Linked DNA regions of Homo sapiens: region 2 is linked to region 1. The links are chromatin contacts, found by Hi-C in ENCODE. All regions are on one chromosome and are shown on one strand. The core of a region is the stretch at or near the end of the contact, and the rest is flanking DNA. Distances in the headings are between cores, read along the strand shown.

The links. A loop is a pair of places that touch in the nucleus more often than their neighbours do.
Region 2: a map of heart left ventricle shows a loop between it and region 1 (2.2-fold over the local background). The contact joins the promoter of NODAL here to the promoter of ADAMTS14 in region 1. A Hi-C loop is called at or near these places in 1 of 168 maps with a recorded cell type or tissue (heart left ventricle).

What each region holds. Positions count from the first base shown.
Region 1 is chr10:70,670,650-70,673,916 of GRCh38, forward strand. ADAMTS14 (ADAM metallopeptidase with thrombospondin type 1 motif 14) reads left to right here and starts at 1,857. Exons shown (of 22, transcript NM_080722.4): 1 at 1,857-2,235. The coding sequence starts at 2,154. RefSeq lists a silencer at 444-738.
Region 2 is chr10:70,439,967-70,443,348 of GRCh38, forward strand. It overlaps NODAL (nodal growth differentiation factor), which reads right to left and starts at 1,715. Exons shown (of 3, transcript NM_018055.5): 1 at 1,509-1,715. The coding sequence starts at 1,701. RefSeq lists enhancers at 1-570, 571-1,178, 1,179-1,788, 2,399-3,008, 2,407-2,701.

The DNA.
Region 1 (3,267 bases), core at 607-3,106:
GGTTTTGCTCTCTGCTTGCCAAGGCTGGCTCCAGGGAAGGCCGCAGCCCACTCCAGCGAAGCAGGCTGCTGGGGCCCCAGCTGTGACCTGCTCCTCTTGACTTGCTTTCCTTGAGGCAGGAACAAGGGGGTGGAATGGAGCTGGGGCCCCTGAGTTTTCTAGGGGAGTCTTTCTGAGATGGCCCCACAGCAGAAAAGGGGCAATCCTTACGCCATGACTTTTTCCTTCTGTCCCGCAGGGTTCCCACTCTGCAGCTTGGAAAACTGAGACCCTGAGAAGGGAAGCCATTTTATCCAGAGATCATTTGGTGGGCTTGGGTTTGCAGAGGGCCAGAGCTGTGAAGCTCCAGCCTGGTCATCTCCCAGCCTTCTCTCTCTCTCTCTCTTTCTCTCTCTCTCTCTTTCTCTCTCTCTCTTTCCTATCTCTCTCTCTCTTTCCTCTCTCTCTCTCTCTCTCTCTCACACACACACACACACACACACACACACACACACACACCCTCTAACTTTCTTGCTCTGTCATCCCTCACACACAGAATCCTGTCTGGACCTTGACTTTGCACATCATTTTTTTTTTTTTTTGAGACAGGGTATTGCTCTGTCACCCAGGCTGGGTACAGTGGTGTGAGCTGAAGCTCAGCTCACTGCAGCTTCAGCCTCTCAGGCTAAAGCAACCCTTCCGCCTCAGCCTCCCAAAGTGTTGGGACTATAGGCGTGAGCCACTGCACGCAGCCAACACACATCTTAAAAGACCAGAAAGAGGAGAAAGAGGAACTCTATTCTTCCTGAATTTAATATAGATCAATTTGGTTGTGGCATTTCCAAATAACTGGATGCTCTGATGTAGCTTGGAATGCTTGGAATATAATATACTTTAGCTTTCTGAACCTGCTTCTTAAATGCACTGGTCCTCCAAAACCTTGGCATCATTTCCAAGATTCTTTATTCCATGGTTATTACAAAAAAATCTCCTTTCCACAACTCCCACCCCTGGATTGCTTGAAATATAGTTTATTTGCAAGTTATTAGTTACATATTTACAGAGTAAAGCAAGAGCATGGATCTTCTGTTGGGTTGTTTGTACTGACTCCTGACCTGGTCTCAACACCATTGCAAGACTAGCATCAAGTGCTCATCTCTCAGACTCTTGGTTCTTTCCACCTTGGGATGCCACAGTTGCTACTGGTGTCAGGGATGGAAGTGGAGGGCAGTTATCACTTATTGAGCATCTATTATGTGCTGTAGTTAACACCCATTTCACAGATAAGACAACTGAGGCTCAGAGCTAGGATTTCAATCAGGGCTGTCTGACTCTGAAGCCAGGGCTCTCTCCTCACCGGCTCAGCCCTGCTCTTGGCTAGGACACAGGTCAGTCGTGCACCCTGGGCTGGAGTCTGGAAAATGGGTAGATCCAAGGGGTCGATGGTTAGTGAGGGCATCAAGACCATAGTGAAAGAAAGAGGGAGTCTCCCTCTACCGGGAGGTTCACTGTCCACCACACTCCCAAATGCAGCCGGACACCCCTTGGGCTCCTGGCTCTGGAACAGAAACAGAGAGCAGGCCCTGCGGCCAAGAAAGGGGGCGGAGCAGCCATAGAAAGCGGCTTTGGGCCACCACTCCGGGGATCCCAGGCGTCTGAGGGGACAATCGGTCCGTGCGCCAGGAACCCCTGCTCTGTCTCCGCGTGGCACTTCCGATCCCCGGCCGCAGGCAGCTGCACTCCCCAGCCGCGCGCCCCGCCCCCGGGCGCCCGGCGCCCCAGCTCCGACCCGCGCCCGGCCCCGCCCCGCCCAGTGTGCCCACCCCCGGCCCGTCCCGCCGCCCCGTCGCCCGGCTCCCGCGGAGTCCCGGAGCGTCACTGCGCGGGCGGGCTGACCGACCAGCCGGCAGTTGGCACCGGGTGCGCTGGCGCGTCAGTGGCCCCGCTCTCCAGCCGGCAGCCTCGCGCGCCCGGAGCCAGCGGTCCAGGCGGCGGCGCCGCGCAGGGGACCCGGAGCAGGCGGGAGGGAAGCAGCTAGGCGGGGAGGCGGCTGAGGCGGCAGCGGCGGCAGCCAGCCGGTGCTCCGACAGCCCGGGGCGCACCCTAGCCTCGCCGCCCTCAGCCTGGGACTTGGGGATCGGGCGCTTGCCCAGCCCGCGTCCCAGCGCGGCCACATGGCTCCACTCCGCGCGCTGCTGTCCTACCTGCTGCCTTTGCACTGTGCGCTCTGCGCCGCCGCGGGCAGCCGGACCCCAGGTGCGTGCGGGTTGGGCGCGCGGGGGCCCGTGGGGTCCGGGGTGCACGCGGTCAGGGTGGCCCAAGGTTGCCCCAGCCACCCGGGCAGGGTTCCCGCGGGTGGGAGGCAGTATGCACACTCTGGGCTGATTTGCTGTCTTTTCTTCCACTGTGCCACGGCACTGTCCCGTGATTTCTCTCCCTTTCTGGTACTAGAAGTAGACAGAGACCCCAGGAGAGAATTTGGGAGCATCGAGTCTCTTCTCGGGAGCAGCGCATCTGTCTCTTTGTCTCTCTGTGTTTCTTCTTTCCCCTCTTCCCCAATCTGTTTCTCTGTCCTGTGTGTCTTTCTCTTTCAATGTCTTTTCTGTCTCCAACTTGTGTGAGCATGGGTGCAAGGGGTGTGTGTGTGTGTGTGTCTGTGTGTGGCTGTTACATACCCAGCATAAGGCTAACAGGTGATTGCCTCCTACAGCAGAGCATGCGGGGCACTCACGCTCCTGCACAGAAACACACATCCTTCCACTGCCCCCAACGTAGCACTGTCAAACGCTGTGGACACAGGTCTCTTGCATACAGACCAGATACACTCCACTCCCGCCCTGCAGCATGGGGTACCCTCCTGGTGGCTCTGAACATGGGGAGGAGTCACCGGTCATTTCCAGGCAGGGTCCCTCCTTGTTTGTGAGCCTTGTTCATGTGCCAGAGTGGGTCCCCTCTTGCAGCAGTCTTAGGGGTCCTCTGCTATAATGGGGATGAAACTAGAGCTGTGGGCATGGGGGATTTTCAGGAAACACCACTTTCTATGTTTCATCAGTGACGTGAACTGGGGAGACGAGAGGTAGAGCTGTGTGGAAATGAAAATTCCTCCCAAACTCGCATTCATGAATCACCAGGCCTGGAAGCCAGGGAGCTGTCATTCCTGCCCAGCCTGGCTGGGCTCAAGGAGAGCTGCGTGAGGATGGGCCTGCTGGCATGTGGCCTGGAGCATGGGGCCATGACCTCACAGTTAATTCAGCCCAAGTGGGCAGGTCACCCCCTGTATATCCTTTT
Region 2 (3,382 bases), core at 465-2,964, 230 kb before region 1:
GAGGCTGAGGCAGGAGAATTCCTTGAACCTGGGAGGCGGAGGTTGCAGTGAGCCGAAATCGTGTCACTGCACTCCAGCCTGGGCAACAGAGGGAGACTCTGTTTCAAAGAAAAAACAAACAAACAAAAAAACAGTGTTTAGCTGAAAGAGAGCAGTCTCCTAATTTACAGAAGGGAAGGCAGATAAACCAAGACGCGCCAGGGACAACAGGGAATCAGGAAGCAGGATTTGAGGCCTAGAACCCAGTTTCCAGATGCCTGTCCATCACCGCACACATCTCGAACTTTCCAGAAGGGAGTGAACTGGAAAAGCGCTCCCTCCCTTCTTTGCCCCCTCCCATCCCCGGCCGCTTTTCGGTTGAGGGGCCGAGCACTCCAGCAAATTTCTCATTGCCCCGCCCCCGAGGGTGTCCCCTGGTCTGGCTGGTCCCCAGATGACCCTTCCGGAGAGGGTCACCGGCTGTCTGACCCCAGGCGCGGGAGCGAAGGGCCCCCGGCACCAGGTCACAAGGGGCGGGCAGGCGGCAGGTCGGATCAGATTAGCGTTTGTGGATTGCGCCCCGGCCCCAGGGAGGGCCGTCTGGCCCCCGCAGGCGGAGGGAGGCGTGGGCGGCCGCGGCTGCCCAGGCGGCAGAATGTGGATTGAGGCGCGGAAGGGGCTCCCTCTCCGCAGCACCCACCTGCTCGCCGCGCTGGGTGCCCAGAACGCGCTGCCAGGTCCTCGAGGGCGATACCCTCAGATCCCTGCCGTCCTTGACACCCACTCCCCTGCAAATCATGGCCCCGAACCCGGGGTTAAGCGAGACACTTGACACTTCCCCGGCGCGGCTGGAGGACCCAAGGCTGCCACAGTTCGCGACTTCGGGACAGCCCATCCCTGATCTCCGGGCCGTGAGCCCGAATCCCCGATGTTACCAGCTCAGCTGCCGATACTCCCGACGTCACACCCCGGGACCCATTCACCCTCACTCGCAGAAAGAAAAAAAAATCGCCAAGACCAAACCATTACAGTAATACCAACGACCGTTGACTGTGGCTGTGCCGGGTACTGCGCTGAGCGTTTCGCGCGCATTGTCATCTCGCGCTTTCCACAGTCTGATAGGCGAGGTGTTATTTATTACACCTATCCTACAGATGCGCAGACCCAGGCTCCGGGATAAGCAACTTCACAAGACTGGAGATTAGAAGCTCCCACCCTTCCGCGCTGCGCTCCGCGCAATCCCAAACCAAAACCCAGAGACAATGGTCCCCGTCGAGGACACACCCTGAACGCTAGAATCCCTTCCCGACTCGGCCGTGGATACGCCCCCAGCCACCAACGCTGCACCCCGAGCCTGCTGACGCGGAGACACCCGCAGAGCTAGGCCCTGGGCTCGGGACGCCCGGGCGGCTGCAAACCCGGCTCGGAGCCGCAGCCCCCAACCCACAGCACTTCCCGAGTCCGCTGGCTGGACGCGGCGGAGGCGCCCCGGGGGTGCCCAGCAGGGCGCGGCACGCGGCACTGCCTACCTTCTGCCTGTAGGCTGCGGATGATGTCTGCCCTCGGCAGCGGGTCGCGGTAGAGGCTCAGCATGTACGCCAGAGGGGATGGCGACGAGGGCTGCCCCCGCGTACGCAGGAGCGCAGTGGCCACCGTCGCAGCACCCGCCTGGAGTAGGGCCCACCAGGCGTGCAGAAGGAAGGGCAGGCAGTGGGCGTGCATGGTGGGCTGGCCAGGCCTGAAAGCAGCACCTCCAGCCCTTATATCCTGGGCCTCAGCAGCCGCCCCGCCCCCACCTTTCCTCCCTCTGGGGAAGCTTTAAGATCATATAACCCCCCTCCGGAGGGTGGGGGGCAGAGAGACCTCCTGCTGGGGATGGGCGAGACCTGAGCCTGGTGCGGAGGAGGCCCGCAAAGCTGGCGGAGGACCTAGTTCCAGGGACGGGATCTAGGGCTCCTGGTTTGCCCGGTCTGGACACCCTGGCACCCTGCTCCTCTAGGTACCAAACGCCTTGATGCTGAGACAGAGCAGGCTTGTCCCGGCAGATTCCCAGGTCAGAACTGCGACTTCCTTACTCGACCTCACCTGGGATCCCTGCCCCATCCTCTCCACTCAGGCTGCAAATGGACCGCAGGCTCCTCAAGAAGCAGGAAGAGAATGCCGAGGGATCCTCGTGGCTCTCAGGCAGACTTTGACACAATCTGGCCGGCGCAGCCTCCCTGGCCACTGTCTAGATGGCCTCGGGGAGCACCCCTGGCCCTACCAAATACTGAAGTGCTTTCCTGGGGAAGACAGAAGGCAGGAGGGACCAGGACGATGACTTCTCCACCTGAAAAGGGAGTGTTCAGCAGAAGCTGGAGCCAGATGGAGCCAACGGGGTGATCCTGGTTCATCAGGCTCTTCCCCGACAGGCAGACATCACCCCAGTGATTTCAGGAGGAAAGGTGTTACCCTTGTTGCCCACATCCCCCAATCCCTGCCTGGTGTGGCAGGGCCACAGAAGACCTGGGTGTCGGCTCAGGGCCACTCACTTTGATCTCTGGGCTCAGCTTTCCTTATTTGCACAAGAGTGATCTTGTCTGGCCTCCTCCCTTCCAGGTGCAAAGTCAAATCAGGGCTGGAATGACTTTTAAAGAAATGTAAATCCCTGCCCCAGTGTCTGGCCCCATCCGTTTTCCTTTACACCTGAGGGCTCTTTCTCTTCTTAGCTCCCCCCACCTACCTAGCCTTGACAAGCACTTAGCTGCTGGCCAACACTTACTGAACACTTACTAAGCGCCAGGCATAGTGCTAAGTGCTCTATACACCTGACTTCTTTCACAGGATGCCTCTAGCTCAAAAGAACCATAGGCTGCTGGCCAGGCACGGTGGCTCACACCTGTAATTTCAGCACTTAGGGAGGATGAGGCTGGCAGATACCTGAGCTCAGGAGTTCAAGACCAGCCTGGTCAACATGGTGAAACCCTGTCTCTACCCAAAAATACAAAAATGAGCCAGGCATTTTTGTGGTGTGCGCCTGTAGTCCCAGCTCCTCTGGAGGCTGAAGTGGGAGGATTGCTTGAGCCTGGGAGGCAAAGGTTGCAATAAGCCAAGATCGGGCCACTGCACTCCAGTCTGGGCAACCGAGTGAGTCCCTGTCTCAAAAAACAAAACAACAACAACAACAACAACAACAAAAGAACCATAGGCTGCGACCTGAGCAGGTTGTTAGAAAATGGAGAAAGGCCCAGCAGGCTCAACTAGGAGCTCCAAGCCTTTGTCCTCTGTCTTAGGGGAGGAGGCTGTCCCACATAGCTGGAGGCCTCATCTAAGATTCAGGAGACCTGGGCTGTCCACCACATGAGCCCTGGACAGTCTGTTAGTTTCCTAAAGCTGGAAATGTCTTGTTCATCCTGCTGTCACA